Linked DNA regions of Homo sapiens: region 1 is linked to region 2. The links are chromatin contacts, found by Hi-C or POLR2A ChIA-PET in ENCODE. All regions are on one chromosome and are shown on one strand. The core of a region is the stretch at or near the end of the contact, and the rest is flanking DNA. Distances in the headings are between cores, read along the strand shown. Region 1 has its middle 12 kb from the start of LINC02057. Region 2 overlaps ZSWIM6 (zinc finger SWIM-type containing 6).

What was found. A loop is a pair of places that touch in the nucleus more often than their neighbours do. ChIA-PET counts read pairs that join two places held with the same protein, here RNA polymerase II (POLR2A). Pooled maps may share reads with other maps.
Region 1: a map of CD14-positive monocyte shows a loop between it and region 2 (4-fold over the local background). The contact joins two enhancer-like sites. A Hi-C loop is called at or near these places in 6 of 168 maps with a recorded cell type or tissue (CD14-positive monocyte, CD4-positive, alpha-beta T cell, IMR-90 and 3 more), 1 of 37 single-sample maps with no recorded cell type and 14 of 50 pooled maps. POLR2A ChIA-PET finds 5 or more read pairs at or near these places in 1 of 52 experiments (T-cell).

The regions. Positions count from the first base shown.
Region 1 is chr5:61,275,372-61,279,058 of GRCh38, reverse strand. No RefSeq gene overlaps it. Among named protein-coding and RNA genes, the nearest start is that of LINC02057, 12 kb to the right of the region's middle. Within about 2 kb of position 1,703, at least 6 of the 41 ENCODE cell types and tissues checked have a DNase peak (open chromatin) inside an H3K27ac peak, as active enhancers do; they include CD14-positive monocyte and endothelial cell of umbilical vein, where a contact is called at or near this core.
Region 2 is chr5:61,406,168-61,410,034 of GRCh38, reverse strand. All of the region lies in intron 1 of ZSWIM6 (zinc finger SWIM-type containing 6), which reads right to left. Among named protein-coding and RNA genes, the nearest start is that of ZSWIM6, 76 kb to the right of the region's middle. RefSeq lists a silencer at 1,009-1,399 and an enhancer at 825-2,024. Within about 2 kb of position 1,259, at least 21 of the 41 ENCODE cell types and tissues checked have a DNase peak (open chromatin) inside an H3K27ac peak, as active enhancers do; they include CD14-positive monocyte and endothelial cell of umbilical vein, where a contact is called at or near this core.

The DNA of each region.
Region 1 (3,687 bases), core at 454-2,953, 130 kb after region 2:
AGAATCAAATATATAAATTTGGATGGACACAGAAGCAATAACTAATTAGCTCAAAGCAACATTTAAATTGATCTTTCCAGTGAAAAGGCATTAGCAAAAGTAATCTAAAGAACACCTGTTTAGATGCACTAGCATCGACAATTAGGTTCTTCAGGGAACGAGGAGTTTCCAGCAGCCTTCACTCCAATAGTAGGCAATAGAGCTCAGCATTTTTATCACTGTAACCAAGAACATTTAAGGAGGCCAGAGGAAAATACTCAATCCACCTCTTAATTTCTAAGAGGAGGCAACTTCCTTAAGTCAGTCACTTAATTAGCATGGGCTGGGGCCAGGGGTAGGGATGCTCTGCAGGATTCGCTGCTTGACATTCTTCCCCTTTAAGAAATCTGGGCTCTAAACTTTTCAGTAAAAGAAAAAAAATTCAGTCCCAACAATGTAACCCAAGAAGGAGAAGGTGGTGAATCTGATTGGTGCAGAGGTAGAAGTGGCAAGTGTGGTGCCCCCATATGGTCTCTAATCTAGAGTAGCTAGTGCTGCCCATGCCGGGTCAGTCTGAAGCCACAAAGGCTGGCACTGCACAACTACAGGGAGCATCATTCACAGAGACCAAGGTGGGAATGTCAAGTGGGAAGCTTGGCTTCACTCCTTGCTGCCGCCTCTCTAGATGCCACCCTAATAATAATAATAGCAGCTAACATTTATTGAGCACTGACTAGATGCCATGTATTTTATGTGCGACATCTCATTGAGTCCTTGCAGCCACTCCACGACCTAGGTAACATTAATATCCCCATTTTATAGACAGTAGGGTGATCACACAATAAATTCGTTATCCCAAACAGGGCACCTTTTACATTTAAAAAAATTTTTTTTAGTAGAGATGAGGTCTCACTGAGTTGCGCAGGCTGGTCTCAAACTCCTGGATTCAAGTGATCCTCCCACCCTGGCCTCCCAAAGTGCTGGGATTATGGGTGTGAGTCACCACGCCCAGCCTCAAATAAGGCACTTTTGAGAGAGGAGGTGCTATTACTAATGACACTCGAACAACAGGTGTAAACCAGGTCTGACTCAGGCAAGGCAGAGCATGTAGTCACCCTCCACATAAGGGCCTTCAGGTGCAGGGCGCTGGCTTGCACAAGAACAAGGACGTGGCTGAGCCGGGATTCTTTGCAGTGTCAGCCACAGCGTGTTTCCACTGGGCAGCTTTATATCTTCGTCCTGGGCCTTTTGGAGTATCCATGGTTTTTTTTTTTTTTTTTTTTTCTGTAAAATGTGGTAATGAAATCTACTTCATATAGTTATGTAAGATTCAATCAGAGCAAAATACCTAAACTACAGGGAGGAGCCCAAAGCAGTAGTCACTCAATAAACCCCACTTCCTTTCCTCTAGCTCGCCTCTGTGTGTCCTCTGCAAATCCCTTCACTTCTCTGGCCTTTCATTGCCTCCCTCATGCAAGAACGGAGTTGGATTAAGGGGAAAACCTCCTCTCAACGCTGGCATTCTTTCTCCTCTGGTTCTTCTGGAGCCCATCTTTGTTCACTCATGTGCAGCAGGAGGAAGAGCCCTCTCCTCTGCTTTTAGTTCAGAGAAATGGCTTCTTTATTCATGCTCCTTTCACTTTCAGTACTTTCTCTGAGAGGTTGAAATGGTGGATGTGGGAGGCTGTTCTCCCCTCCTATTGTTTCCCTTCCTTTGCCATCGGCTTGTGCTGGAGCTCCTCCTGTGGGTCTCTCCTCAGTGTGGGGGCAGAAATACCAGAGAGTGAGCTGCTGTGCTGTGCTGGGCAAGGAACCCTTTTGGATTTGGGTTGATGGAATTTTTTTTCCCTGCAACTTCATACCTATCACTTTATCCTTTCTTGAAATCACAAAATGTCTGTACATAAAACAAACACACAAAAAAGCCATAAACTGCATTCAGAGGTCACACCATCATGCCAATGTAAGGACCATTTTTCCTAAGAACAAACATTCGAATTGAATTGAGAATCAACACCTTAATGAGTCAAAGGCAGTAGGAAGTGAGAAAAGCACACAAGGCTTATGGAATGAGATGGTTCCTGGAGACTGACAGAAATCCTCAGGGCAATGTGGCCTCCAGAACAGGCAAGGGTACCAGCATGCATTTTTCTTCCCTCTCCTTCTTTTCTTCCCTCCCTTCTATCTTAATTCTTTTCTTTGAGACACGGTCTCACTCTGTCACCCAGGCTGGAGTGCAGTGGCACAATGACAGCTCACTACAGCCTCAACCTCCTGGGCTCAAGGGATCATCTAGGACTACAGATATGCACTACCATGCCTAGGAAATTTTTTAATGTTTTATAGCAGGCCAGGTGCAGTGGCTCACACCTGTGATCCCAGCACTTTGGGAGGCTAAGTCCAGAGGATTGCTTGAGTCCAGGAGTTCAAGACCAGCCTGGGCAATATAGGGACACCCTGTCCCTAAAGAAAAATAAAAAAAAATAGCTGGGCGTGGTGGTGCACACCCATAGTCGTAGCTCCTTGGGAGACTGAGGTGGGAGGCTTGCTTGATCCTGGGAAGTTGAGGCTGCAGTGAGCTGTGACTGTGTTGCTGCACTCTAGCCTGGGTGACAGAGCCAGACCCTGTCTCAAAAATAAATAAATAAAAATAAAATTCTTTGTAGAGATGGAGTCTTGCTACATTGCCCAGGCTGGTCTCAAACTCCTGGCCTCAAATGATCCTCCCACCACGGCTTCCAAAGTGCTGGGGTAACAGGTGTTAGCCACCTCACCCAGCCCCTTCCTCATTTCAAAGCACCTACTTTGTTGCATTTCAGGAACTACTCTAGGCTCTGAGGGTTGGAATAAATAAAAAATAGTCATGCTCCCTGCCTTCACAGAGTTTTCACTGTAGCAGTGAGAGCGGTGTTGATCTAGTAACCACACAAATGTGTTAGATGGTGACCCTGAGGAACGCCATTGAAGGAGAAGTATGATTGGTGCCACAGCCTGCTTTGACCTAGTGAGGGAGGCTGGGCAAGATCTCCCTGAGGAAGTGATGAGGCTCGCACCGAGACGGGAAGGATGAGTCGGCGTTCCGGGCAGAGGAAGCAGCTTGTGTAAAGCCCTGAGGTGGAGGGAAGCTCCTCTAGTTTGAAGAACTGAAAGACAGCCAGGCATCTGGAGCTCTGAGAACAAAGGGGAGAGGGTGCAAGATGGGGCTGGAGAAGGAGGTAGGGCCCAGGCCACACCCAGTTTTGGAGGCCTTTTTACGGATTTAGGCTGTTCCTAAAAATCACGGGCAAATTTTGCAAGTGTTTTCAGCAGGAAGGTGTTATGATCAGAGTTTATTTGAAAGTGATAACTGCAGGAAAATGGATTCAATGGAGGCAAGAAAGGGAGCAAGGAAATAATAAGAAATAACAGTAGCTGGTGTGTACAGAGCATGCTACTTTGGGCCACGTACTGGTCTGTGACCTTTATACACATCGCCTCCTTCAGTCCTCACACAGCCCTGTGGGCCAGGGACTATCATCCCTCTCCTTTTAACAAAGAGGAGATTGAGACACAGAATCACTGGACCAGCGTTGGTTGGCTTGTAAGTGCTAGAACCAAGCTGAGACCCTGGTAGTCCCTGGCTAGAGCCTGAAGCTTAGTTACTACATCCCAGGGGCTCCTTCCTGCCCACAGGCTGGGCAGCAGACAGTAGGGGCTTGCATCAGGGTG
Region 2 (3,867 bases), core at 10-2,509:
AAATAAGTCCAAGGCTTCCTCTCATGAAAGGCTAAAACTCCCTTTATCAAAAGTCACAACAGTGCCACTTTTACAAATCTGGGGTCCCTGAAAGAGTTACTCAAATCAATTAAATTAACTATCAGATAACTTCAGTAGCTACTCAAAATAGTCTTCCTTTACTGGCCTGATCAAGTAACAATGTTTTCCATGGAGCTTAATGGCTCCTTTTAGATCCTTGTCTATGAACTGGTATTGCACTCCATGCTTACCCACCCGCAGCTCTCACCATCCCACATATCCCTCTCCACAAAAAGCTAATAAATTTGCATTCCTGACTCTGACTCATACAACTAAGAAACCGAAGACTAACAAAACTCTTAGGTATGACTAAGCAAAATGATCTAATTAATAAATAGTCAAGAAATACAAATGTTTTTAAAAGTAAAATTAACCATCAAGAAAACAGGGTATGGTGGAGAAGGGGGAACTATAGCTCTAAACACCATCCTTGTAAGTTGCTACCAAGAACCCACATTTTTCTTTAAAGGCTGAAAATCAGCAGTAATAACCCAAAACTATCTTGCGCAAAGGTGGTCTTAATAGAGATATAATTAATCTTGCCAATTTTCCACATAATTTCTCTCCTTTTTTGATCTTTTGCTTTACAAAATCATGCTTGAAAACTTTTACAATTTCTTTCTGGTAGCAATTCTGAAATGAAAATGGACTGCAGGTAAGTAAATTTGAGAACCTCCTTAAACAGCAAAAATCACCTCCCTAGCCCCTCCACTGGTAAAAATCACCAAAGTTTTTACTGTGGCCCCCTCGTTCTCAGAAACAAAAACAAAAACAAAATGGCCTTTGAAGTTGGACAATTTGGTATGTGTTACATTTAATTTTGTGCTTATACTTAATACCTAAAGTGAAGCAATACAGAGGCCTGGATTTCAAAAACGGGAAAAAAAAAAAAAAAAAAAAAAACCTTTCCCCTCATTACAAAGAAAATCTATAATCATAATTTAGAAGTCATCAAGGAAACGCAAATCTTGTGCCACCCCGCCTCTGCGCGGTCGGGTCAGTCACACACACGCCGCCCCGCCCCCGCGCCATCAGTCACACGCAGGCCTCGCCCCATCCTGACTCCCAACCCCGCCCCTCGCGCTGTCAGTCTCTGACTCTGGCCTGCGGCTGAACCGGCGGCGCTGACGTCAGCTGGCGACCGCGGCCGCATTCCTAAACAGTTCAGACAAACCCACTGGTGGGAAGCTTCGAAAGCCCTCAGCTGTAGTGAGGAAAGCAAAGGTTTGGCTGGCAGCCAGACTCCTGAGCTCAGCATTTTGTAATGCACTTCCTTTTTATTTAACAGCTTGCATAATGCCCTTAACCCTTCCTTTACCTGCATCACACCTTTAACCCCTTCTTTTCCTGGTCGAACTTCGAAGCAAACTTCAGAACTTGGTCTCCCATAGGGTTTTAATATATTCCTCACCAATTTACAACTGACTGATTTTTAATACTGCTGAAGAGGCAATTTAATTAAATGCACTTGCTCCCCCTAAACTGCTGTTTCCCCCTTAAAGCAATGTTAATTTTCAAGCAAAGAAATTAAAACATTTTATTAAAACAACGTATTTTAAAGCTTTTTTAGACCCCCTCCTTCATAATTTATCTTCTTGAAATTATTGTCAAGAGACAATAGCTTCAAATGGTCCAAAACAAAAGGGTACACAGTGACAAAATCTCCCTCCAACTTCGTCCCTCAGTTGCCCTGTTCTCATCCCATGATAAATTGTTACTTCTCTTGTATTCACCCAGAAGTATTTTAGTGATACATAAGGAAATACACATATATTCTATTTTCTCCTTTTTAAAATGGTAAACTCTATACATAATGTTCTCTACTTTGCTTCCTTATTCTTTTTTAGAATTGCATGGAATTCCACAATTTAGCAGTCCCCTATATATGAGCATTTAGGTAATTTCCCATCTTTTTGCTATTACAAATAATGCTGGTGTGAAAATCTTGTATGACTGTCTTTCAAGAATAAATTCCTAGATGGGAAATTGCTACATCAAAACAAACACATGCATTTGTAATTCTGAGAGGTAACAGCAAACTGTCCTCCACTGAGACTGTACCTTTACCCTCCCACCAGCAGTGCAGGAGGATGCCTATTTCCCTCATGCAAATCAGGCTGTCCCAGAATTCAGATAAGAGGCTCTCTCTCAAGCTTATTTTATTTTTAGAAAACAGATCTGTGAAAAATTGTATCTTAGTGTAGTCTTAATTTACATTTTTCATATTATGAACGAAGTTGGGCATCTTTTTATATATTTTAGAAGCCATTTGTATTTCTCTGTGAACTGTTAAATCATCACCTTTGCCCATTTTTCTATTTGTTCATCATTTTCTTACTGCTTTGTAGGAGCTTATGTTTTTCGAAAAGCAGTGTTTTGTGTATGACACTTTGAAAGATCTTTTTTATATATTTTAAGAAAATTAGCTCTTTGTGACATGATTTGTGAAAATTTTTTCCAGTTTGGTAAATTTATCTGTTTCATGGTTTCTGCCATAGAGAAATTTAGGGATTTTTATGTAGCTGAATTGTTACCAATCTATTCTTTCATGGTTCTTGGTTACTATTATCACAGACTGTCATTCCCCATGCAGTTTGTAGAATAATTTTCCAGTGATTTCTTCAAATATTTTTATGTTTTCAGTTTTACCTTTCAATATTTAGAGTCTGTACTTTTTTTCCTAGATATATATCCACTAGTCCCAACACAAATTGAATAACCTATCTTTTCTCACTGATTGGAAATGCTACCTTTATCATATTCAATAATTTTTCTTATGTAAAAGTGGGGCTCAGAGGAATTTTAGGCTGCACTTACACCAGTGTTAATTTTAAAATCTGGTATAAAGTAAGATATGTTTTCCATGGACAACATGGTCCAGTTTCAATAACTAAATTTCAGATTTGGGGAACTGTGTTTGTTATTTTTAAATGAAACTAAATCCTTTTTAAGATTTCTGAGAGGCCGGGTGCAATGGCTCACGCCTGTAATCCCAGCACTTTGGGAGGCTGAGGTGGGTGGATCACCTGAAGTCAGGAGTTCGAGACCAGCCTGGCCAACATGGCAAAACACCGTCTCTACTAAAAATACAAAAATTAGGCAGGCATGGTGGCAGGCACCTGTAATCCCAGCTACTCAGGAGGCTGAGGCAGGAGAATCGCTTGAACCCGGGAGGCAGAGGCTGCAGAGAGCCGAGATCATGTCACTGCACTCCAGCCTGGGTGACAGAGCAAGACTCTGTCTCAAAATAAATAAATAAATAAATAAATAAATAAATAAATAAAAGATTTCTGAGATAAATTATAGTATCATATGCCACCTTTAAAGACTTAGGCTTTTTGAAAGTAAATACCTACTCGGAAATATTACTTCTGACTAATTATGACAGATTTTAGTCTTCAGAGACTTCATAAAATTACCAGAAAGATGTAAAATGTTGAAAACATTGTTAAAACAAAATTTTGATACTGACTGTAGACAACTTTGCCTTTTAATATATTCTTTAAGGAAAAATGAGTGAGGAATGAGGATGATCTAGTCCTTTCAACTAATTTTTACCTTTCTTTCAATATCTGTTAGGGATTACTACACCAGGTCCCTATAAAATTTCTAGGCTTCACATTTATGTAAACCATCATACTGATAAACAAGTAATATACTATTAATATATTAAGTATACAAATGTTTTCAGCTTTAGTAGATGTTAAAAGACAGTGATATGCAATAATGATCAGTTGCTGAAAAGAGCAGAACCACAGTTTTGAACAGGACCTCATAAGGTTAGGCAGGTGGTTCCCCAAAGAGATA